Regions from separate parts of the Homo sapiens genome. Here region 2 is linked to region 1. A link is a loop called in an ENCODE intact Hi-C map of the cell type or tissue named here. Cell type or tissue: A673. All regions are shown on one strand. Links, peaks and the distances in the headings refer to the core of each region. The heading gives the core; the rest is flanking DNA.

Region 1 (11,484 bases), core at 2,131-10,130:
ATCCTGCATCCAGTTGAAGCTGCAGGGAACATTTAGGGAAGGGGAATGTAATTATCCACATTGGAAGTGGGCCAGGGTTTGGAGCTTTGGGGAAAGAGGCCTTTAGGACTTCTACTTTCCAGCCCACCTGAAAGATGGGGCCTCCTTTCAGCAGTCTGGGACATCAGCCTGCTTCCTGCTGATTTAGGAAAAAGCCCCCAGGCGCCACCTCCTTTATATATTCCCCATCAGACTCTTCACCGGGGTGGAAAGTCTCTTTTCCAAGGTCTGGCTGGGGCTCAGCTGGGAAGATATGACAGCGTCCCGGGAAGCTGCCTCACACCAGTTTGGGTTTAACATATAATCAAATCAGAGTGACAGCAGATGGAAACAGTCTTCTGTTGCCGCAGGAGCCGTCCTTGAGTTCAGAAACAAAGACGGGGGCAAGAAAGACAAGACAAAGTGTGCATTTGTACATGTGTGTTCACACCCATGCACTTGTGCATAGGAAAAATAAGAAGGACTTCCCCAAAATCTTTTATTGGGTCTTATCTCTAGAGGGAATGGGAAAGGAGACTTTCTTCTACATTCTAACAAAGAATTTAATTCTCAAGGTGTTTAAACAAAAAATAAAGGTGAAGCAGCCAGAGGTGTCAAGTTCCCTGAGTGGTTTTTAAGGTCAGAAGTAAGGAAATCAGCAGCTGACTTTCTTCCTTCTTTGAGTACTTCTTGGGAAGTTTTCTGTGTAAAACTCAAAATTTTTTGGAGTAAAAGTGCACAGAAAACCCTGGGGTGGTTGTCGTCCCTCCAGGCCACCTTGGTGCATTATTATGCATTAGGACACCCATTTTAGCAAGGCCCATGACTTACAGGGGCACCTCACTTATCCAGCCCTAGGTCGTGAGGTAGTCCTCATAATTTACTTTTTCAGATAATCAAAGCTTACCCTTTAAAGGCCAAATATAAAAAATAAATTGAGCTACTTAAAAAAAAACAGAAACCTTTCAAAATATTACATGTGCTTATTGAACACTTTCAGAATAAAGTTTTATTAATAATTCAAATTCTGGATTTGGAGTTAGGAGACCTGGAGTTTAGCCGTGGCATTTGTAAGATTGTCTCCTTGAGCCTCAGTAATTCTTCATAGTCTGTTTCCTAGAGAGTAGTGGCAAGGGTTGAAAGAGAGCAGTCAGGGAAAAAATGCTATTTCTCATTTTAAAAATACAGACATTGGGTAGATGCTTTCTTTTTTTTTTTTTTTTTTTTTTTTTTTTTTGAGACGGAGTTTCACTCTTGTTGCCCAGGCTGGAGTGCAATGGCACAATCTCAGCTCACCACAGCCTCCACCTCCCAGGTTCAAGCGATTCTCCTGCCTCAGCCTCCCCAGTAGCTGGGACTACAGGCGTGTGCCACCACACCCAGCTAATGTTTTATTTTTAGTAGAGACGGGGTTTCTCCATGTTGGCCAGGCTGGTCTCGAACTCCCTCAGGTGATCCGCCCGCCTTGGCCTCCCAAAGTGCTGGGATTACAGGCATGAGCCACCACGCCCGGCCTGGAGTAGATGCTTTCTAAAGGAACTTCCACCTTTAAAATCTGTGATGGTTGTGTTCTATTATAAAGTGGCACCATTGGAGTCTAAGGGTGCTTGTTTGCCCTTACACTAAATGGTCCCAAGTGTTTATGTGGTTCTGACACTGCCGTCCAGTGTGAGTTGTCCCCGATACCATTGTCAATATGCCTGAGAAAAAAAGTAATTTCCTGCCTTATTCTACACACAGCATTTTATACCTAGTCTGAGCGAGAATCTGAGAGTGATCTTTCCTATAGTATAGAGTAGGGTACATGGATCTTTTCACAATAAGCTGCTGCTCGGAGGCATTTGTCACTTCTGAGTTTGCAACTGTGTCAGAGGCCCCCAGAAGGCTGCTTCCAGTGAAGTGAGGTATTAACACTGAATAGATTTGGATATACTCCTGGTCACAGTCCGTTCACTTAAGAGAGAAGTATTTGTGGGGGAAAAAAGTTGCCTATAAAGCATATTTCCAAGTTTTACTCTTCCTTATTAATTTTCATTATAAACTTGGAAATGTGTTTCTAGGGAGAATTTTTGGCCCTAAGAGGTAATAAAATCACACTGCAGAATGCAGCAGACCTTATAAAAGCACATATTTAAGGGAAAATTCTAATTTTACAGCACACTTTTGTGTTCAGCTTGTGTGCCTTACTTATACCGGTGAGGGCGTTTGGATTTGACACAGCTGCTCAAAAGGTCTAAAGTAAAACCGCCGGCTGCCTAGTGCTGAGAACCTGACTGTAGCTCTCAACTCCTACCTGGAAAAAGACACAAACAGAAACAACTGTAACTGAGTACTGTGCACTTTTTGAGTTGTTTAGCTCCTTAAACAGCTACAGAGGCTGCTGGTCTTTAGCACCAGCTGGGCTCCTCAGGCTGGAGGATACCATAGTGGGCAGCCCCGGATTCCAAATGCAGCAGGAAGGGAAAGGAACTGGGGGATAGGAGGTCATGGCTCAGAAAAGATCCCCCTGCAGTGATGGACCGCATGGTTCCTGAAAATGAAAATCTCAGCAGGGGTTTTCAGGTAGTCCATTCAACTAGTTTCTTGATTTATAATTTTCATAATATATGTGCCTTAAAATCTTATGCAAGCATCTGGGTTATGAAACAAGGTAAAATAGAGATGGTTATTTGCATTCTAGAAGGATTCCCTTTTACAAAAAATTCACATTAGATCTTTTATAAACCGTGCATTTAAAATATGGCATGTGCCTACGATTTTGTTTAAATGCAGCTTTGGAGCGTTTTTTTGTTTTTGCTTTTTTCTTTTTTTTTAAGCAAGGTATACCTGAAAAGAGTGAATTTCTATATTTGGACTTTCTGAATCATGATACAGACCTGCCGAACAGCTTTCACCCTCTTAATTATTTTTTCCTCTGCATGTTTTTGAGGGAAAAAGTGTGCTTCAACTCCTTTTTGGGATCCAAATTTTCTCCATTACCAGAAACAACCCTTTTCCTAATCTTCACATCTTCTCCTTGCTTGAAGCCACACCTGAGGGTTTCTTGACTCCACTTGGCTCTTCTCAGAGCTTCATTCCAGTTCCTTTTGCCTGAGCACCCATGAGATGCGCTTTGAGGGTTGTCTAATGTTGAAATGCTCTACTGAAATTTCAGAAGTTGTGAGGTCCCTCCTTAGATTAACAAAGCTGAGAGTAAAGGCCCAACACTCCCACTTTCATCTTGTGCTAGTTACCTAGTGTGGTGCCGGTGATTCAGCAGAAAAGAGCAGAGACCCTCTCTTCACTCTCATCCTGATGCTTGCTTCTCATCCCGATGCTTGCTTCTCTCCCCAGTGAGAAAGTGGCGTGTGAAAAGTGCCCTGGGAGCCATGGGCCAGTGGCAGCTTGAAGTAGGAGACCCAGCGCCCCTAGGAGCAGGGAACCTGGGGCCTGAACTCATCAAGGAAAGCAATGCCAATGTACGTCCATCTGTCCAGGTGTCTTGCACGGACTGAGGTGGGGGTGGGCTGTGGGCTGCTGGCTCTTGAGGGCAGGGACCATGTCTTGTTCACCTCCTCGCCTCCAGTGTGCCACCTGGACACAGCACTCTATAAATGTTTGTTTGAATGAATACAGACATTTTGGCTTGATCGTCCCAGGGCGGGGGCTCAGGGCCTGGAGTGCTGTAGCAATAGCAGCGTCAGAGGGGAGCAGTGGAGAAGAGCTGAGGGTCTTGTTGTGCCCCGGGGTAGCGCTCTGATGAGGGTGGAGCCTTCCCTTCCCCAGGAACAGTCCTCGAGTTGGATTTGCCTTCTGCAGCCTATCTTCATGCGCAAGGACACCAAGATGAGTTTCCAGTGGCGGATTCGAAACCTCCCCTATCCTAAGGATGTCTATAGTGTCTCTGTGGACCAGAAGGAGCGCTGCATCATTGTCAGAACAACCAACAAGAAGTGAGTAGCGTGGAAGGCACCCTGTGTGCTTGTGTATGAGCGGGGTGTAGGGTGGGGTTTGATCTGGCGTTAGGATCATTATTCAGGCCGGTCCTGCAGAGAGGAAGCCCTTCTGCTTACAGGTATTGGAAGGGCTTCCTCTCTGCAGGACCGGCCTGAATAATGTAATCAGCTCCATCGGGGAAGAGAAACTTGAATGAGTATCTAGTATAGTACCTGGCATAGATAGGGGCTCAGTAAATATTTGTTGAATGAATGAGATGATGAGGGAAATCACAGGACCATTAACTTGTGGTCTCAGGTGGTTCTGCTGAAAGGTTATTATGACCTTGGTCTCCTGACTGGAGCCAGGCCTTGGTAAGGGTGGCCTGGTGACATCACTGTCAGAGCTGGCAGGGAGCCATAGCTTGGAAGGCACCCCTGTCTGAAGTGGGAGTGACAGTCCTTTAAAGCAGTACTTGACAGCAGTTTAAAGCAGACTGGGCAGCAGTAAACCTAATCCCTCCCCAGACTGACAGTGGGGCAGATGCTTGGGCCGCTTGGAAGTCTCTTGCATAATGCTTCAAAAGGGGTACTCAACTTCCCTTTGTGGTCCCCTAGAGGGGAGGCAAACTGCAGGGGTTGAAAGGACAGAAGGTGGCCACAGTGCATTTCCATTTTGGAAATGCATTGATCTCATTTAGGTTTCTGGAGCCCTGACTGATCACAGGAGAACAATGCCCTGTGTGAGGCCTGAAGGGAATGACCCTGAAATGAATCAATCTTGACCTGGGCTAGAGAGAATACAGTCTAGGGACAACTCCCACAAAATAGATTTGGGCATTGAGATGGGAGGTTTTATAAGTTACCTGTCTGCAAGCTGTGAAGCCATTCAACATGCCTCATGGGGATGCCCCCACCCATCTCTTGCTTTACATGCAGTAATGGGGACACAGCTCCTTGTGCATCTCCTCAGGTGATGTGGTGCCAGTCTCCCCTTCCATCTCCCTCAGGCTCACGAGGCCCACAGGGAAGCAGGGTAGCTCCCAGACTCCCCCATCGCAGCCCTGGGTGCTGCCATCCTCTTGTGACCCCCATATCCCATTGCTTTGGCAGGGTTAAGAGGACAGGGGAAAGGGTGGAGATGGATGAATTAATTTCAGGATTATTGCTGTACATGCAGCCAGCAGCCCCTGCAGTGGGCCTTGTCTATAAATATAAAGTCATAATAATAAGGGTTTGTGTTTATAAAGCACTTTGAAGCCCTCAGATAAGAGGCAGTTTATTCCCGTTATTGTTCTCATCATTAACAGGAGTCACTGCCTAAAGTGGAATTTAGCAATTTCAGACAACAGAGAAATTGCCTGTAGGAGAACAAACTCCATGCTTCAGCAAGCATTCCTTGGTGGAAGAGGCCTTGGGTCCAAACTGGGAACAAAAGTGCTTCTGATAGCACTTGAATCTGCAGCCCAGCACTTTGTGAAGCTGGCTGCTGCCTCTTTTTTGTCCCCCAGAGGTCACTGTCGAATACAGATATCAGACAGAAATGTGATTACCAGGGAGTGAGGAAAGAGGCTAGCTAGCTCACCAAAAAATTCATCTGCCAGCATATCCTCTGGGTCCCATCTCCTGCGCACATCCAGCCATAGGTGGCGCTGTTGGCCAGGAGCTCCATGGCTGGAGGCCCAGGCTAGCTCTCAAGGCAAGCAGGGGTTGTTGGACATTTTTGAAATGATGGGTGAGGCCAGGTGGGATGGGAGTGATGCCCCTGGAGGGGCAGGGCTGAGGGTTGGATTCCCATAGAGGACAGAGGAGTGTTTCAGGGCCCACTTTGGAACCCACACTGAGCCTCTGGTCCAGTGTCCCAGCCTGGCTCATCCCTGCCCTCCTCAGGTCTCTCTGTTGGGAGGTAACCTAGAGGCCGCTGAACCCTTAGCCAGATCGTTCCCGAACCTAGTGGCATTTTTACCTTCTACCTGGAAGAATGTATTTTATACCTTTACTCCCATTAATTATATAGAACTCAATGGGTATTCCTTTATTATTATTATTAATTTGGAAGGGAGAGATTTATTTCTCATCAGGGGTTACAGCCTGCATAGACATTCTTTTTTATTTTTATTTTTATTTATTTATTTTTTTTTTAAGAGATGGAGTCTTGGCTGGGCGCGGTGGCTCACGCCTGTAATCCCAGCACTCTGGGAAGCCAAGGCAGGTGGATCATCTGAGGTCAGGAGTTTGAGACCAGCCTGGCCAACATGGCGAAACCCTGTCTCTCTAAAAATACAAAAATTAGCCAGGCGTGGTGGTGCATGCCTGTAGTCCCAGCTACTCGGGAGGCTGAGGAAGGAGAATCGCTTGAACCCAGGAGGTAGAGGTTGCAGTGAGCCAAGATCATGCCATTGCACTCCAGCCTGGGTGACAGAGTGAGACTCCATCTCAAAAAAAAAAAAAGAGATGGAGTCTTGCCCTATTGCCCAGGCTAGAGTCCACTTCTTGCAATCATAGCTCACTGTAGCTTTGAACTCCTGGGCTCAAGGGATCCTCCCGCCTCATCCTCCTGAGAAGCTGGGACTATAGGCGCATACCACCCAATCTGGCCAAGTTTAAACAATTTTTTATAGCGTTGAGGGTCTCTCCATTTTGCCCAAGCTGCTCTCAAAATCCTGGGCTCAAGTGATCCTCCTGCCTTGGCCTCCTGAAGTGCTGAGATTACAAGCATGAGCCACCACACCCAGACCAGGGTGGCCATTCTGGCAGGTGGGGAAGTGTGGCCTCTGGCCAGAAGCCAAAAACTCAATGGCTACTCCCTTCCACAGTGTTTAGCTTTTTAAGGATATAGTACATTTAAAATCTGTTTTCTGATCATCATTCTGTCAGGAGGTGGACAGGATCCATACTTTTATTCTTGTGTTATAGATGATTATATAAATGTATATATAAAGTCAGCATGATGAACCAGCTTGCTGAAAGTTAGTGACTGTCTCTCCTGATACTCAGACATCTGCACTTCAGAAATGCACATCATGGCATTTCTCTCTGATTTGACCTCTTCCTTCACCTGGAGGTTCCATAACCTGCCCCAGTTCTAATATTCTGGAATGTGGTTACTAACCAAAGCCAGAGTTTCTTTACCCATACTTGCCTTGTCTCTGAAGAGCTGGGTTGGTGACTTTACTTGAAGGAATTGATTGCAGTGTATCATGTCCTTGGCCTCACATATTAGTGAGGGATGAATCAGGGAAGGAAAAAAGTGCTTTTCCAGGATCCCAGTGTTGGACCATCTATTCCTGATAACGTTTGTGCAGAAAGAGGGCTCCTAGCCTCAGCCTGGAAGTTGGCCGCTGTAGGTGGAATGAGCCAGGGTGCAGGAGTGAGAAGTTGTTGGGTTAAATCTGGCCTCTGCCACTGTTAGCTGTAGAATTTAGGCAAGGTTTCCTCATCTATCAGAGAAGACTCACAGCTACTTCACAGATTTTGGGGAATTTGATGAAATCATATATGTACAGGCCAGCACAACGGCTGGCCTGAAGCAGGTCCTCAACAGTTCTTTGGAAATTGGAATCTGAGGAGAGCTTGGCTGATTTGACATCGGTGATAGTAACACTGTGGGAGGTGTTAATAGGCTTCACTAGAAAAAAGGATTCTGTGGTTAAATAAATTTAAGAAACTCTGGATTAAACAGGCTTCTCTTTGGTGGGGCCGAGAGCCTTTAGTATGTGTGTGTGATTGTGACTGTCTAGCAGGGGGCGACTGTGGGTGGGGGTGCCAAGTTTGCCCAGAGCCTTGATGTTTAAGAAGATTTGCTTGCTGCTTTTCTAAAGGCGGACTGGTTGGAGGCTTCTCTGGACCCCTCTGGCCATGCGGTGTGCAGGTGTGCATGGCACCCCCTCTGAGGTATGTGAGGCATGACCCAAGTGATTGTCCACAGCAGCCCTGCTCCTGCCTTCAGCCTCCAGAGTCTCTCTCCCTCTGAGGGCCTGGCCTCTGGTGCCCTTTTGGGTTGAAAGGCTGGATTGGGGAGGGGATACAGTAGAGAGTGGTGGGAGGCAATAGATCATTACTGAAATAGTCAAAATGGAGGAGTCGTCTGTCAAACAGGGAGAAGACAGGTACAGAGTTGGCCTGTTCTGGGCCCTTTGACATTGACTTCAAGTTCATCTAGTGCAGCTCTTTTATTCGAAGAAGGAATGTGGAAACTGAGGCCCAGAAATTAAGTGACCTGTCCGGGGTCACAAGGCAGGGCCAGGAGTTCTGCTACAAGCCTTTACTTCCACATACATCTTTTGAAGACTTTTGACATTCAGAAAGGAAGGCCACTGATGTGTTGGAGAGAGTACCCAGGGGACCCGCAGAGTGTTCGGACCCCAGGGGAGACAACCTGTTCATTGTTGAACATCCCCACCTCCCACCTCAATATCTGCCCCATCATTGGACAAATGCAAATAATCTAGACTATGGCGGGCTATTACTTTGTGGTGAGAATGTGGAGACATGGAGGTGTCAGGAGATTTGGGGAATTCTCACTTTAATACGGGCTTCTCTGTTTACCAGCTTTGTGAGTTGGGCAAGATATCTAACTTTTCTGGGCCTCAGTTTCCTTTTGTTTAAAAGTGGATAATAGAAGTAACCAACCTGAGAGAGTTGTTTTGACAATTAAATGTGTTTAGAACCTGGCACAGAATAAGCTCTTAAAATGTCATCTTTCATTGTATGGCTGAAATAGAACATTGAAGGGAGGTGGGAATGGGGGAGAGCGGGGCATCTGCAGGAAGCCAGGGAACTATCCTGCTGTAAGGGTTCATCTTTTAGCAGAAACAAAACAAGGTCTGATCAGCAGGGATATGGCCTTGTTCCTTTTTTTGAGATTGAGTCTGGCTCTGTTGCCCAGGCTGGAGTGCAGTGGCACGATCTTGGCTCACTGCAACCTCCGCCCCCTGGGTTCAAGTGACTCTCCTGCCTCAGCCTCCCAAGTAGCTAGGACTACAGGTGCTGCTACCACGCCTGGCTAAGTTTTGTGCTTTTAGTAGAGACAGGGTTTCACCATGTTGGCCAGGCTGGTCTTGAACTCCTGGCCTCAAGTGATCTGCCTACCTCGGCCTCCCAAAATGCTGGGATTACAGAAGTGAGCCACTGCATCTGGAGGCCTTGTTTCTTCTTCATCCTTTTCTTTTAATTTTTTGTAGAGACAGGGTCTCGCTATGTTGCCCAGGCTGGTCTTGAACTCCTGGCCTCAAGTGATCCTCCCACCTCAGCCTCCCAAAGTGCTGGGATTACAGGCATGAGTCACCAGGCCCGCCCTCTTCTTCATCCTTAAATCCCCAGCTCACAGCTCAAGGTCTGGGACACAGTTGATGCCCAATAAATGTTTGCTGCCTACCTACAGCTGCCTGAGGCTGAACGTTATGACCCTTCCAGAAGCACAGTGGGTCTCTCTCTTGTCCAGGTGCTGGTGAGAAAGTCAAGTACAGTACCTATCATGGAAAAACCCTATGTCTGGGGGAATGGGTGTGAGAAGGGGGTGGGCTTCCCCAGGAGGAGAAAAGGCAGATGCTCCCTACTCCCTTGAGCCTATCGGGAGCTTCTAAGAAGTTGGTTAACCTCGACCAATAAACTAAATCTATTACAAGAGACTCAAAACCAAGCTGAGCCTCCACCTGCTCTGCCTCCATTCCTCTTGCCTGGTGGTAGGAGTAGTTCAAGGAAAGCAGGTGCAAGCTATGCACCTAAAGTTCCCTCTGATCCTGTCCTTGCTGTTGTGGCCAAGCCCTGGGATTCATTTTCCGGTCCCACTGCCCCAGCCTGGGGGAATGGTTCTGCTGGGCTGCTTCCCTCCTGGTTCTGCTTTTTGTGTATATTTGCAGGGAAGATGTTAACACTTCCTAACAAGTCTTTGTGTTCATCTAATCTCTGCTGTTTAACCTTTGACTCTCCCCTATTATCAGTGTCTGCCACCTTTGCTGGCCAGACCAAAGGCCCCAGGAAGAGCCCTCAGCCTGAGCTGGCTAGGAAGAGGATGAGGCAGGCATTCCATCCCCGGTTTGCAGGCAGATGGATCGCCTTTCCCTGGGGCAGAGCTTTGGAAAATAAAGCAACTTGCAATGCCATTAGGATCCCCCAGCCCCCACTCCTTTTGAACTGTCAGCCTTTAAGTAAACATTCTTTTCCTGCCATGGGTCCCAGTACCTTGGTGGGGAGTGGGGAACCTGGGAGGAGAGGGGCCCCGAGAGCCTCTGTTGAACGGAGGGATTTGGGCAGGGAGGACGGGGGCAGAAGTGCTGCATTGATGTCAACTCTCTGAGTCCCCAGGGCATAGGGGCTTTTGAAGTGGACTCAGGGTAGCTGTCACCACAAGGACCAGGCCCCTCTGAAGTACTAAAAGCCCCATCCTCCCCAGGCCTCTCACTTGAGTTTGTTTGTACCTGCCTGAGGTGTTTCCCTTCACAGCCCATACAACCTCTGCAGCAGAAAGTGATGCCTTGCCCAAGTGACAGGTCTAGCAGCCCCTGGCCAGAGCCTAAGCCACATTTCCACCAAGGAAAATGCCAAATTGGTGTACTGTTAGAGATGAGGAGGCCATTCATTGTGCTTTGGTGTAGTAAGGATCAGACCAAGGACAAGGAATCTTACTCTAATCTTGACTCCCATCCCTACCGACAACTGGCCGTGAAACAAGGCAAGATATTTCATCTCTCTGAGCCCGAGTTCCCTTTTAGGTAAGGGGGGTCAAATTTCCTGCAAAGTCTAGTTATACACATTACAGACTGGGTGTTGCCATCTGTTCTATTTTTTTTTTTAATTAAAAGGCATCATTAATCGCTGAACCGGCACCTGCAGATGATAAGGACCATGTGTGATATGTAAAAATGGAGGAGTAGGGACTTGGGGCCAGCCAAGTAGTCCAGAGGTCCAGCTTCCGTGATGAGTAACATGGTTCGTCCTCTCAAAGAGATTTCTCCTAGTAGATATACTTTTCCCTCTGGCCTACAAGGCCAGGCTAACAAGGCCTTGAAAGGCCCCAAAAGAGGAAGAGGTAGTTGAGGCCTTCAGTGGACCTCCCATGTAAATGGTAACAGTAGGGCCCCAGCTTTGGGAGACAGATCTGAATGTCCTTACTCTGTCCTTTGTTAGAACACGTCCCATTTTTCTGGTGTCTCCATGAGGCTTTGGGGGTAGAGGAGTCCCAAGCTGCTTGAGCTATTTGTGTGTTCCAGGCTTCTTCTGCCTGTCTTTGGGAGACCCAGCTCTGAGATGTGAGTCACTACAACCCCTGGTCTAATCACAGAATTATAACTAGGTTCTGCTCTTCTGCCACTGGACTGGACATAAGGCTTGCATTCTATGCTTTCCAGGGCCACTGAGCTCTGAAATACTGGTGTTCTAACTGGTTTCCCTTCTCCCTCTCTGCGTGTGTGGAAGGTGTGGAAGAACTAGGTAGAAGCTAGGCAGCAGAGGGCCTGACGCCTGGCTGTTGGGTCACCTTGCCGAGTGCCCCAATGGCCTCTCGGTGTCCCCACAGGTACTACAAGAAGTTCTCCATTCCTGATCTAGATAG
Region 2 (11,484 bases), core at 243-8,242, 470 kb after region 1:
AGTTCCTCTGTGTCACTGACACAGGAAATCATTTCTAGGACACAGTGATCAGGGAAGGGTGCCTGGGACTTGGAGGGTCCCATGTATGGACCTGTGTATGCAATACTGTTCTGTCATCTGGAGCTATTTTTAAGATGTGTGTGTTAAATATATACATAGTTTAATATATACACAGTTGTGTGTTTTTAAACAGGTACAGGTCTCAGAGGATGCAGGTTATAGAGGGAGTGGTTGGATCTGGATCTTTTGGCTAAAGTCCCCACTTCCAATCATGAAAATAGTTAACATTTATGAGCATTTAATAGAAGCCAGGCATTCTACTCATCTTTATATAATCCCTCAGCTAGCTTCTCATAACCCCAGTGGGGAAAGTACTGATGTTATTCCCATTTTACAGGAAATAGAAGTTTAGAAAAATTAAATGACTTGACCAAGTTCATTTGGCTAGAAAGTAGCACCTCAAAGATTGGAGCCACCTCACTGAACAGCCCAGTAGCTCCCACCTGCTTGGGCTTGGATGTACTCCCCATCCCTGGCTCCATGCCAGCTTCCCTGGCCTGCTAAGAGGAGGAGGACTACAGAGCTCCACCCTTCCTTTCCCCAGGACTCCTCTGCTCCGGAGTAGGAACTTTACTGGGCCCTGGGTCCTTGCCTGTCTCCACCAGGATTTCTGAAGCAGCTTCTAGTTTAGGGGAAGATTTGCCACAGACAGGAGAGCTGCCTGCAGAGCTCTCTGGCTCAGTAACAAAATTCACTGGGAGCAGAGCTATCTGGAGAGCCCCATATTCCTGCTGACTCTCCCAAGTCAAGAAATAAGAGCGTCTGCAACACAGATCTCTGCTTGTCTGGATGTATTCAACAGGCTCAACTCTGAAGAGGCCTTTGCCCCATGCTCACTTCTACCCAAGTAACCCCTCAGCCTAGCGTAGGATAGACCCCTGGTTCTAGCTTAGGTTAGGACCCTGGATGCAGCTACTCAGCATCATCCGCAGTCCCAGATACCCCTTGTCCAGGGTTGGGGCCAAGGTTAGGGCTGCTGCTCAGCTTTGTCCTCAGCTGGGACCTGCAGCTTAGATTCTGGTAGCCTTAACCTGGGCTTAAGGTGGACTCAGGCTAGGACTAGTGAGACTAGGGACAGTTCCTGTCTCTCAGGGGAGAGAAGTAGCTTACTTAGTCTTATCTGTGGCTGGTGTTAACTCTTCAGCCTCATAGAGGTCCTGAGGTGGCTCATCTACATGGCCAAGTCCTGAGGTACCATCTTGGCCTCCTCCAGAACTTGGATGGCCCTTGTCCTGGCCCTCAAGCCAGGCTGCCTACCAATACCTGGAGTCAAGCTACTGTTCTTGCCAGAGGCCCAGGGGTAGGGACAGTTCCAGTCTTGGCCTCCACCTCAGCCCCTTCCTGGTCTGGAAGGAGTTCCTCTTCTTGGTCTTGAAACTGGGCTCATCATGGCTCCTCAATGGGAGGCTGCTTCCTGTTCATGATCCTGCTTAATCATTGTTGCTTCTCAAATCTCCCAAGCCTGAGATTTGGCTTGGTCCTCCTGTGCCCAGGAGAGAAGGAATTCTACTCAGTGGGCCCCTGGGGCATGGGTAAGAGAAGGAAGCCAGGTTTTTCATTAAGGTTGTATGGCTTAAGGAAGTTCCCTGGGACCACCCACTAGTAGGGCCTCCAGATGAAGGCCACCCAGCCCAGCAGCTCTGAGCAGAGCAGGTGGGCTTAGATGGTGACTTTTACCTGCTTTTACAGGCTCAGTGCTTGATCACACTAGCCTTATCCTTCCTTTCAATGTGGAGGGTGCAAGTGATCCCAGCTGCATCTCAGGACTTTGGAAGACAGCTCAGGGATGCAGGACTTTGGAAACAGCACAGGGATCACCGTGTGACTGAGTTTTAATGGAGTTCCTGAGAGGGTTATCAGACAGAGGTCTCTGAATAGGAGGGTGGAGATCTTAAGCCAAAGTCCTTGGCCTTGAGTACCTGAGAAAGGGGTAAGTTCTGGCATTGATGGGTTTCTTATTTATTTATTTATTTATTTAATTTAATTCTATTTTTTTTTTTTGAGACGAAGCTTCACTCTTGTCCAGGCTGGAGTGCAATGGTGCGATCTTGACTCACCACAATCTCCACCTCCCGGGTTCAAGCGATTCTCCTGCCTCAGCCTCCTGAGTAGCTGGGATTACAGGCATGCACCACCACACCCAGCTAATTTTGTATTTTTGGTAGAGATGGGGTTTCTCCATGTTGGTCAGGCTGCTCTCGAACTCCTGACCTCAGGTGATCCGTCCACCTTGGCCTCCCAAAGTGCTGGGATTACAGGCATGAGCCACCATGCCCAGCTTTTTGCTTCTGTTTTTAAGAGACAGGATCTTGCTATGTTGCCCAGCCTGGAGTGCAATGGCTTATGGGCTCAAGCCATCCTCCTGCCTCAGCCTCCTAAGTAGCTGGAACTACAGACACAGGCCACTATGCCTGGCTTGGTTGCCTTTTTTCTTTTCTTTTTTTTGAGACAATTTCTTGCTATGTTGCCCAGGCTGGACTTGAACCCCTGGACTCGAGCACTCCTCCTACCTCAGCCTCTCAAGTAGCTGGGATTTTAGGAACATGCCACCGCACCCAGCTGCTGAAGGTTTTGAGTGGTGAACAAGGTCTCAGATCCAAGGTCCACAGGCAGGACTGGAGTAGGGGGGTCTGAAGTCCCTGGGAAGGTGAGGGGAGGATCCTAAGCCAGTGGGCAGGAGCATTTCCATAGGTGTGCCTCACCTCAGGAGCTCTCTCAGGTTCACATGGCAGTAAAGCTAGGCACAAGGAGTACTGCACAGTAGTCCCAGCAAGCATCCTGGGTGAAGGCGAGGAAGCAGGGCGCAAGGCTCCTTCAACTGCCTATGTGGCCTCAGGGACCCAAGCCTCCCTTTTTCTTTCTTTTTTTAATTTTTTTTTTTTTTTTTTTTTTTTGAGACAGAGTCTCGCTCTGTCTCCCAGGCTGGAGTGCAGTGGCGCTATCTCACCTCACTGCAAGCTCCGCCTCCCAGGTTCACACCATTCTCCTACCTCAGCCTCCTGAGTAGCTAGGACCACAGGTGCCTGCCATCACTCTGGCTTTTTATTTTATTTTATTTTATTTTGTATTTTTAGTAGAGATGGGGTTTCACATGTTAGCCAGGGTGGTCTGGATCTCCTGACCTCGTGATCCGCCCACCCTGGCCTCCCAAAGTGCTGGGATTACAGGCATGAGCCACTGCGCCCGGCCTTTCTTTTCTTTTCTTTTTTTTTTTTTGGGGGGAGGGGATGGAGTCTTGCTCTGTCACCCAGGCTGGAGTGCAATGGCGCAATCTTAGCTCACTGCAACCTCCGCCTCCCGGGTTCAAGCGATTCTCCTTCCTTCCGAGTAGCTGGGACTACAGACGTGCACCACCATGCCCGGTTAATCTTTGTATTTTTAGTAGAGATGGATTTTCACTATGTTGCCCAGGCTGGTCTTGAACTCCTGACCTTGTGATCCGCCCGCCTTGGCCTCCCAAAGTGCTGGGATTACAGGCGTGAGCCACCGCACCCGGCCTATACTGGCTTTCTAATTGGCATCCCTGTCTCCTCAAATCTAACCTTGGTTACCGAGAGTATTGTATACTACAGCAAATCTGATCAAGTTCATCACCTACCCCAACATTCAGGGTAAAGGCCAAACTCCTAAGAAAGCCATCCCTTCCTTTGTGTCTGGCCCTGCCTCTCCAGTCTTCTCTTCCAGTCTTCTCTTTTTTTATACTGTGATTGCCTAGTTATTTGTTCATTTCCCTGATTAGTATACAAGTCCCTTGAAGACACAGACCATGGTTATTTGTATTTTGGTATCCTCAGCATGTATCACAGTGCCAGGTTCATAGTAGGTTTAATTATTATTGTTATTATTATTATTTTTGAGACAGAGTTTTGCTTTTGTTACCCAGGCTGGAGGGCAATGGTGTGATCTTGGCTCGTCGCAACCTCTGCCTCCCGGGTTCAAGCGATTCTCCTGCCTCAGCCTCCCAAGTAGCTGGGATTACACTCATGCACAACCATGCCTGGCTAATTTTGTATTTTTAGTAGAGACGGGGTTTCTCCATGTTGGTCAGGCTGGTCTCGAACTCCTGACCTCAGGTGATCTGCCTGCCTCGGCCTCCCAGAGTGCTGGGATTACAGGTGTGAGCCACTGCGACCAGCCTAATTATTATTGTGAATGCAGGAACTGACAAGGCCCTATGACCTGGGGTGAAAAGAAGGGATTAAGCTCTGGCCTGTAGAGATTCTCTGGCTCTCTTCCTTTCTTTTCATAAGCCAGACTGACTCTTTGGTTGATCCAGCCCTGAAATTGATGGCAGTAAGTCAGGTGGATCTGAAGGCAGAACCTAGCCACCAAGGACAGTGGCAGGGGTGAAGAAGCCACTGAGCTCGGACCATCTTGGGAGTTGAGGTGGAGGTGAAAGCAATGGACATAACTGGTACTACCCAGTGCCCCCGATCCCCAAACCAGGAGAGTTTGAGAAGGGATAGGAAAGCCTGAGTCAATGAGGTTCCAAGGAAGAGACTGGTGACAGGGGCTAGTGGAAATTGTGGGTTGAGGTCAAAGGTCTGGAAGATCGATCCCTACGTTGAATATGGCCATCCAGGCTGGGCACTGTGGCTCACGCCTATAATCCCAGCACTTTGGGAGGCTGAGGCAGGCAAATAGATTGAGCCCAGGAGTTCAAAACCAGCCTGGGCAACATGGCAAAATCCTGTCTCTACAAAAAAACAAAAAAATTAGCCAGGTATGGTGGCACACGCCTGTCGTCCCAGCTTCTCGGGAGGTTGAGGTGGGAGGATTGCTTGAGCCCAGGAGGTCCAGGCTGCAGTGAGCTGTGATCACACTACTGCACTCCAGTAATAGAGTGAGACCCTGTCTAAATAAATAAATAAATAAATAAATAATAAGGCCCTCCAGGGGCCATGTTCTTCCTAACCTGTCCTTAGGAAGTGTTCACATTGTGTAGATGTAGCAGTTTGGTTCACACTGACCCGGGTAATCAGGAAAAGAGGAGAGCCAGAAAGGGGGGAGGAAGGAGCTCTAGATTCCCAGGTCTATAAGGAGCCACCCTGGGCTGGAATGCTTGGCAGCCTTACTGCCCCAGAATGAAGGGGAAAAAGTCCTGAGTGGCTCCACTATGCCACCTCAGTCTCTTCTTAGGCACAGGCTCCCCCTGGTGGTTACTCTTGTCACTGCCAACTCCACCCATTGCCCTCAAACATGCACACTTGCCCATTTTTAACTAAGAACTGAGGAAGCCTCTGGATGTAGTAAATGGAGCTTCTCTTAGAGCAAGAGAGGAGAAGAGGGAAGGAGAGATTCAAGGAACAGAATTATGGAGAAGGGAAAGGGCCCTGGACTTGTACTAGGATGGTTATCACCCAGAAGAAAGGGGACCTGGGCTGGCAGGATTCTTCGTCTCCAGGATTGGAAGTCTATTCCAGCTACCAACCTGACTTAGATAATTTGGTCCAACTGGGGAGGAAGTTGAGGGCACACAGCAGAGTTTCCTGGGAGGGCATAGCAAGTTCACATTTTATATGAATTTGAAGTACAGGAAGATGCTGGGACTTTTTCAAAATAAATAAAGTCTCACTTAATGCACGAAATGTGAAATAGAGGTGAGCCCCCCCAATAAAAATATTTTCCAGAATCACAATTTCAGGGCTCACAGACCATGAGAATTATAAGCTTTGCTTACACTATTACTGCATGGGTTCCCATTTCTGCTTTAAATAAAAATTCAGGTGGGGAGAGAGAATGAATCGGGCTGTGAGGTCAGGACTGAGTGCCTAGGGTCACTCCCAGTGGTGGATAGAAGACTTAGAGTGCTTTCTCCTGTAATTCCCAAACAGAGGGCCTGGGCCTGGCTCTGAAGGTCTCTGCACAAGAGCAAGACAGGACAGGAGCAAGAACAAAGGCGAGGAGAGACAGAATCAGAGAGATGAGGAAGAAGATGGGGCTGGACTGGATGCAGAGAATGAAAAGGAGAGACAACAGATGGGCATGGGGAGAGGGGCCTAGGAGGGAGAAACAGGGACATTTGCTCACTCTGGGGAGCAGAGGAGGCTCTCAGGTATGAATGCTGGGAGGATGAAGGAAGGCACAGAGAGAAGGTCCTTTGGGGCCTGTCACCAGAATTATGGCCAATGCATAAAGCCAATGGGGCAGCTGAGCTAGATCTGGTCTTCCAGAAGTTTCCATTATCTAGAGAATAGAGGAAAAGGGAAGGAGCTGTGATTGGCTGAGGAAAGGGGAATGGTGACCTCCACCAAGAAAGTGGAAGACCCATCTCATCCTGGGCCTCCTGGAGGCCCTGGAGGAGCAAACTGTTCAGGCTTTACATAGATTTCAGGTCCTCAGGCTTTGGCAGCCATTTGGATTCCAAGGTGATATGCAGTCATCTCAAATTCTATTATTTTTGTTTTATTCTGGAGAAAAGTAGGGAAGGTGGGCATTGCCCTTATCCCTAACAGCCCCAGGCAAGCTCTAGGAACAGCCCGGAGCCTCAGAATTGAGGGGCAGGCCTTTCCTACAGAGCCCTGTTGCTGGGGTGGGAAGGCTATTGGGAGCCACAGTAGAGAAAGGGAAGGAAGGGTAGACTGAGGGGAGGTATTGGGTCAGGGGGACACAGAGATCCTAGGCCAGGTCCTAGGACAGGGCAGGGGGGATGCTGATCTAGGTATCACTGAGATAGTTGTCCAGATGGGAAATCAAGTGACTGCTTATGACTGACTAGATAAGCTCGTTGTTCTCATAGCTTCTTTGGGATAGTGGAGGGTCAGTGTGGGGTATGGAATTTACAGGGAGCCTAAGGAGTGGGGAGGGACACATCAGCAACCACTTCTTCCCTCCACCATACTGGTCAGACCATAGTGAATTCCCTAGTGAGTAGGTCTCCCCTGTGAATATTGGGAAAGGGAAGGACATAATGTGGCTTTTCTGGGAATAAAGAAAGGATTGCAGCCAGGCGTGGTGGCTCACACCTGTAATCCCAGCACTTTGGGAGGCCGAGGCAGGTGGATCATGAGGTCAGGAGATGGAGACCATCCTGGCTAACACGGTGAAACCCCATCTCTACTAAAAATACAAAAATTAGCCAGGCGTGTTGGTGGGCGCCTGTAGTCCCAGCTACTTGGGAGGCTGAGGCAGAAGAATGGCCTGAACCCAGGAGGCGGAGCCTGCAGTGAGCCGAGATCGTGCCACTGCACTCCAGTCTGGGCGACAGAGCGAGACTCCATCTCAAAAAAAAAAAAAAGAGTTGCTTGGGAAGAAGAGATGGAAATGGCTCCAAAGTGGAAGGTTGGAAGTGGATAGCCAGGAAGCATCAAACCAGAAAAGGGGAGTCAGAAAGAGAGCGAGGATCAGGCATGGTGGCTCACGCCTGTAATCCTAACACTTTGGGAGGCCGAGGTGGGTGGATCGCTTGAGGTCAGGAGTTCAAGACCAGCTGGGAAACATAGTAAGACCCCCGTCTCCATAAAAAATACAAAAAATCAGCCAGGCATGGTGGTATGCACCTGTAGTCCCAGCTACTCGGGAGGTTGAGGTAGGAGGATCACTTGGGCCTGGCAGGTTGAGGCTGCACTGAATCGAGATCATGCCACTGCAGCCTGGGTGACAGAGCAGGACCTTGTCAGAAAGAGAGAGAGAGAGAGAGAGGGAGGGAGGAAAGGAGGGAGGGAACACTGGATTTCCTAAACCTCTGTGGCTTCTCTAATAAATGATAGAGTTTCTCTTTGTAGAATGCAGCACCTTCCCAGGTGGCCCCAGAAAACGTTGAAGGGTTGTGGTTTTGTTTTCATGGCAAATCTAACTGGAGCTGGGAATGGGCTCTTGATCCCATGTTTCTCACTCTGTTAGCCTGTTCATCATCCCCTTAATATCAGCAGTCAGACCCACAAGGGGTAGAGACCTCAGTGCTTGGCATGAGGGAACACCAGAAGAGAACTTGAGGTCCATCCATTTTTCTCTTCTGAATAGTGTTTTGGAATCTAAGCTCCAAGGGGTCAAGGAGGCAGGGGACAGCTGAGGAGTCATCAATAAAACAAAAGGTCTGGGAGCAGTGTAATCCTAGCTACCAAGAGGCTAAGGCAGGAGGATCACTTGAGCCCAGGAGTTTGAGGCTGCAGAGAGCTATGATCTTGCTACTCAGCCTGAGTGATAGAGCAAGACCTCATCTATTAAAAAAAAAAAGGCTGGCCGGGAGTGGTGGCTCATGCCTGTAATCCCAGCACTTTGAGAGGCCGAGGCGGGGGGATCACAAGGTCAGGAGATCGACACCATCCTGGCCAACACGGTGAAACCCCATCTCTACTAAAAATACAAAAATTAGCTGGGCGTGGTGGCATGTGCCTGTAATCCCAACTACTTGGGAGGCTGAGGTAGGAGAATCGCTTGAACCTGGAATGAGAGGTTGCAGTGACCAGAGACTATACAACTGCACTCCAGCATGGGCAACAGAATGAGACTCCATCTCAAAAAATAAAATAAAAATAAAAATAAAAAAAGAAAAGAAAAAGAAAACAAAAGAGCAGCAGATCTCAGTCAGTTGCAAGTCTGCCCTGTGCCTCCCAGCTCTGTCGCCCAGCTTCAGTTGCCCATCATACCCTGTCAAGCCCTGGTCACCCCTTTTCTTTCCTCACATCTATCCCAGGTCAGTGCTCATATCCCTGTCTCTCAAAGGGATGGATTCTGAACTTGTGCATATTAATAGTCAAATCCACAGAGTCTATCAGTACACCAAATTTCTTTTTTTTTTTTTTTTTGAGATGGAATCTTGCTGTCACTCAGGCTAGAGTGCAGTGGCGCGATCTCAGCTCACTGCAACCTCCGCCTCCCGGGTTCAAGTGATTCTCCTGCCTCAGCCTCCAAAGTAGCTGGGATTACAGGCGCGCAGCCACCACGCCTGGCTAATTTTTGTATTTTTAGTAGAGACAGGGTTTCTCTATGTTGGCGAGGCTGGTCTCGAACTCCTTACCTCGGGTGATCCACCCTCCTTGGCCTCCCAAAGTGCTGGAATTACAGGGATGAGCCACCACATCTGGCCCCAATTTTTTTTTTTTTAAATGATATGGAGCCTCGCTTTGTCACCAGGCTGGAGTGCAGTGGCGTGATCTTGGCTCACTGCAACCTCCACCTCCTGGGTTCAAGCAATTCCCCTGCCTCAGCCTCCCGAGTAGCTGGAACTACAGGTGTGTGCCACCATACCCGCTAATTTTTTTTGTATTTTAGTATGGATGGGGTTTCACCATGTTGGCCAAGATGGTCTCCATCTCATGACCTTGTGATCCTTCTGCCTTGGCCTCCCAAAGTGCTGGGATTACAGGAGTGAGCCACCATGCCTGGCCAAATTTCTTAAAATTTGAATTCAGCAAATCTTCTGTTTCATCAATTCTGTTGACATCCCAATGTCTTCCAGCTGCGTATTCACAATGATGGGGGCAGATGGTAGAAATGGGATGGTAATGTAAAAGTGGGATCTGGAGCTCAGAAGATACCCCCATCCCATACCTACTACAACATCTGTGCCTTCTTGTTCACTATTTTTGGGGTACCATAGAGAGACTACGGGTCCCCTGATAATATCGCAATTTTCTCTAACCCCAACTCCATGGGACTGATTATAGGAAAAGGGAGATTGGAGGTCAGCCCTACTAAGACCTCCTTGGACTGAGATTCTTTAGTCTTTGTGGCTCTCCTAGAAATATTTCCTTAAGGGGTCTGTTCCCGCATGGGGCTGAGGAAATACAGAGGTGAGAATAACAAATTAGGACCAGGCACGGAGGCTCACGCCTGTAATCCCAGCACTTTGGGAGGCTGAGGCAGGCAGATCACCTGAGGTCAGGAGTTTGAGACCAGCCTGACCAACATGATGAAACCCCCTCTCTACTAAAAATACAAAAATTAGCCAGGTGTGGTGGCGGGTGCCTGTAATCCCAGCTACTTGGGAGGCTGAGCCAGGAGAATCCCTTGAACCCAGGAGGCAGAGATTGCAGTGAGCCGAGATCGCGCCACTGCACTCCAGCCTGGGCGACAGAGCAAGATTCCGTCTCAAGAAAAATAAATAAATAAATAAATAAATAACCAATTGGAAGAAGCTCAAATGCAGTCATGTCTGAGGCAAGGAGGACATGAACAGTTGCCCTGCTTGGTGTCTTCAAGCCAGGACTAAGAGGAGAGGAGAAAGAGCCACACTACTGGCTGCCCTTTCATTCTAGAGACCAGGGCTGGCAGAAGTTTCCTAGATTTCCTAAATTTTCACACCTTCCCCCAGACTAGCGACTTGGTAACCTTGGGTCTCTTTCCCCACAATGATCAACTGTAAAATCCTTCAAAGGAAAAGGTACCATGTAGTTTTCTTTAGGGAGATGTGAACAGGGAGGCAAATAAGTGTGGGGAGAGCTGAGGAGATGGTACCCCCCTCAGCTTCCAATCTAGAGGAATGAGGAGTCCCAGGGATTGAGTAAGTAGACAGTAAGCAGGCTGAGGCTCTTGCAGCTTGTAGGAAGGAAGAAAGAGGGTGCAGATTATCAATTTGGATATTATATGGCTCCCAGTTCAGGAAAAAAATCCCCAGAGTCGTTGGGCACAGTGGCTCATACTTGTAATCTCAGCAGTTTGGGAGGTCGAGGCAGGAAGATCACTTAAGCTCAGGAGTACGAGACCAGCCTGGGCAACATAGTGAGACCTTGTCTCTATGAAAAGTAAAAAAAAATTAGCCGGGCATGGTGGTGCACACCTATAGTCCCAGCTACTCGGGAGGCTGAGGTGGACTGCTTGAGCCCAGGAGGTCAAGGCTACAGTGAGCTGTGATTGCACCACTGTACTCCGGCCTGGGTGACAGGGAGAGACCCTGCCTCAAAAAAAAAGAAAGAAAGAAAAGGGAAGGGGAGGGGAGGGGAGAGGAATCGCCAGAGTGGAAAGAAAAGGAACCCAGCTGAATGGTCTTGTCCTTGTAAGATAGGACAAAACAGTGTTCAGGGAGCTAGCTTGAATTGACAGAAGGATCTTCCTAGGGGTTTAACCCTGATGGCTTCCCCACCCATATTGGGACACCTCCCATCCTAGAGAACAGTCCCATTTTGTTGTTGATCACATGGAGGTTCATTTTCAAAAAGGTATTCAACAATGATACCTGTTCTTTTACATCTGGGAGCTGAGGAAAGTAAAAAAAAAAAAAAAAAAAAAAAAAAAAGATGGACAAGGCTGGGTGCGGTGGCTCACACCTGTAATCTCAGCACTTTGGGAGGCAGGAAAATCACTTGAACCAGGGAGGCAGAGGTTGCAGTGAACCGAGATCACGCCACTGCACTCCAGCCTGGGCGACAGAGCAAGACTCCATCTCCACACACACACACACACACACACAAATATATATATATTAGGACTAGATGTCTGGCTTGCCTCACTTGCCTTGTCAAGGCAGAACCAACCCCTCCAAAT

The links. Hi-C counts contacts between places; a loop is a spot of excess contacts. Peaks named below come from ENCODE experiments on the same cell type or tissue, not always from the same donor. Only the 100,000 strongest peaks of a DNase experiment are listed, where the experiment ranks them.
Region 2: a loop joins it to region 1, with 6 times the contacts of the local background. A loop is called at or near these places in 19 of 110 quality-filtered maps.

What each region holds. Positions count from the first base shown.
Region 1 is chr10:101,597,387-101,608,870 of GRCh38, forward strand. DPCD (deleted in primary ciliary dyskinesia homolog (mouse)) reads left to right here. Exons shown (of 6, transcript NM_015448.3): 3 at 3,352-3,476; 4 at 3,817-3,950; 5 at 11,449-11,484. MIR3158-1 (microRNA 3158-1) reads left to right here and starts at 4,031; the gene lies at 4,031-4,111. It overlaps MIR3158-2 (microRNA 3158-2), which reads right to left and starts at 4,111; the gene lies at 4,031-4,111. RefSeq lists enhancers at 1-180, 10,817-11,484 and a silencer at 5,500-5,659. In A673, for the core only: a CTCF peak has its summit at 5,579; a DNase peak (open chromatin) is centred at 5,555.
Region 2 is chr10:102,067,869-102,079,352 of GRCh38, forward strand. HPS6 (HPS6 biogenesis of lysosomal organelles complex 2 subunit 3) reads left to right here. Exons shown (of 1, transcript NM_024747.6): 1 at 1-168. Among named protein-coding and RNA genes, the nearest start is that of HPS6, 8.3 kb to the left of the region's middle. In A673, for the core only: CTCF peaks have their summits at 5,212 (motif pointing left) and 5,419; a DNase peak (open chromatin) is centred at 5,193.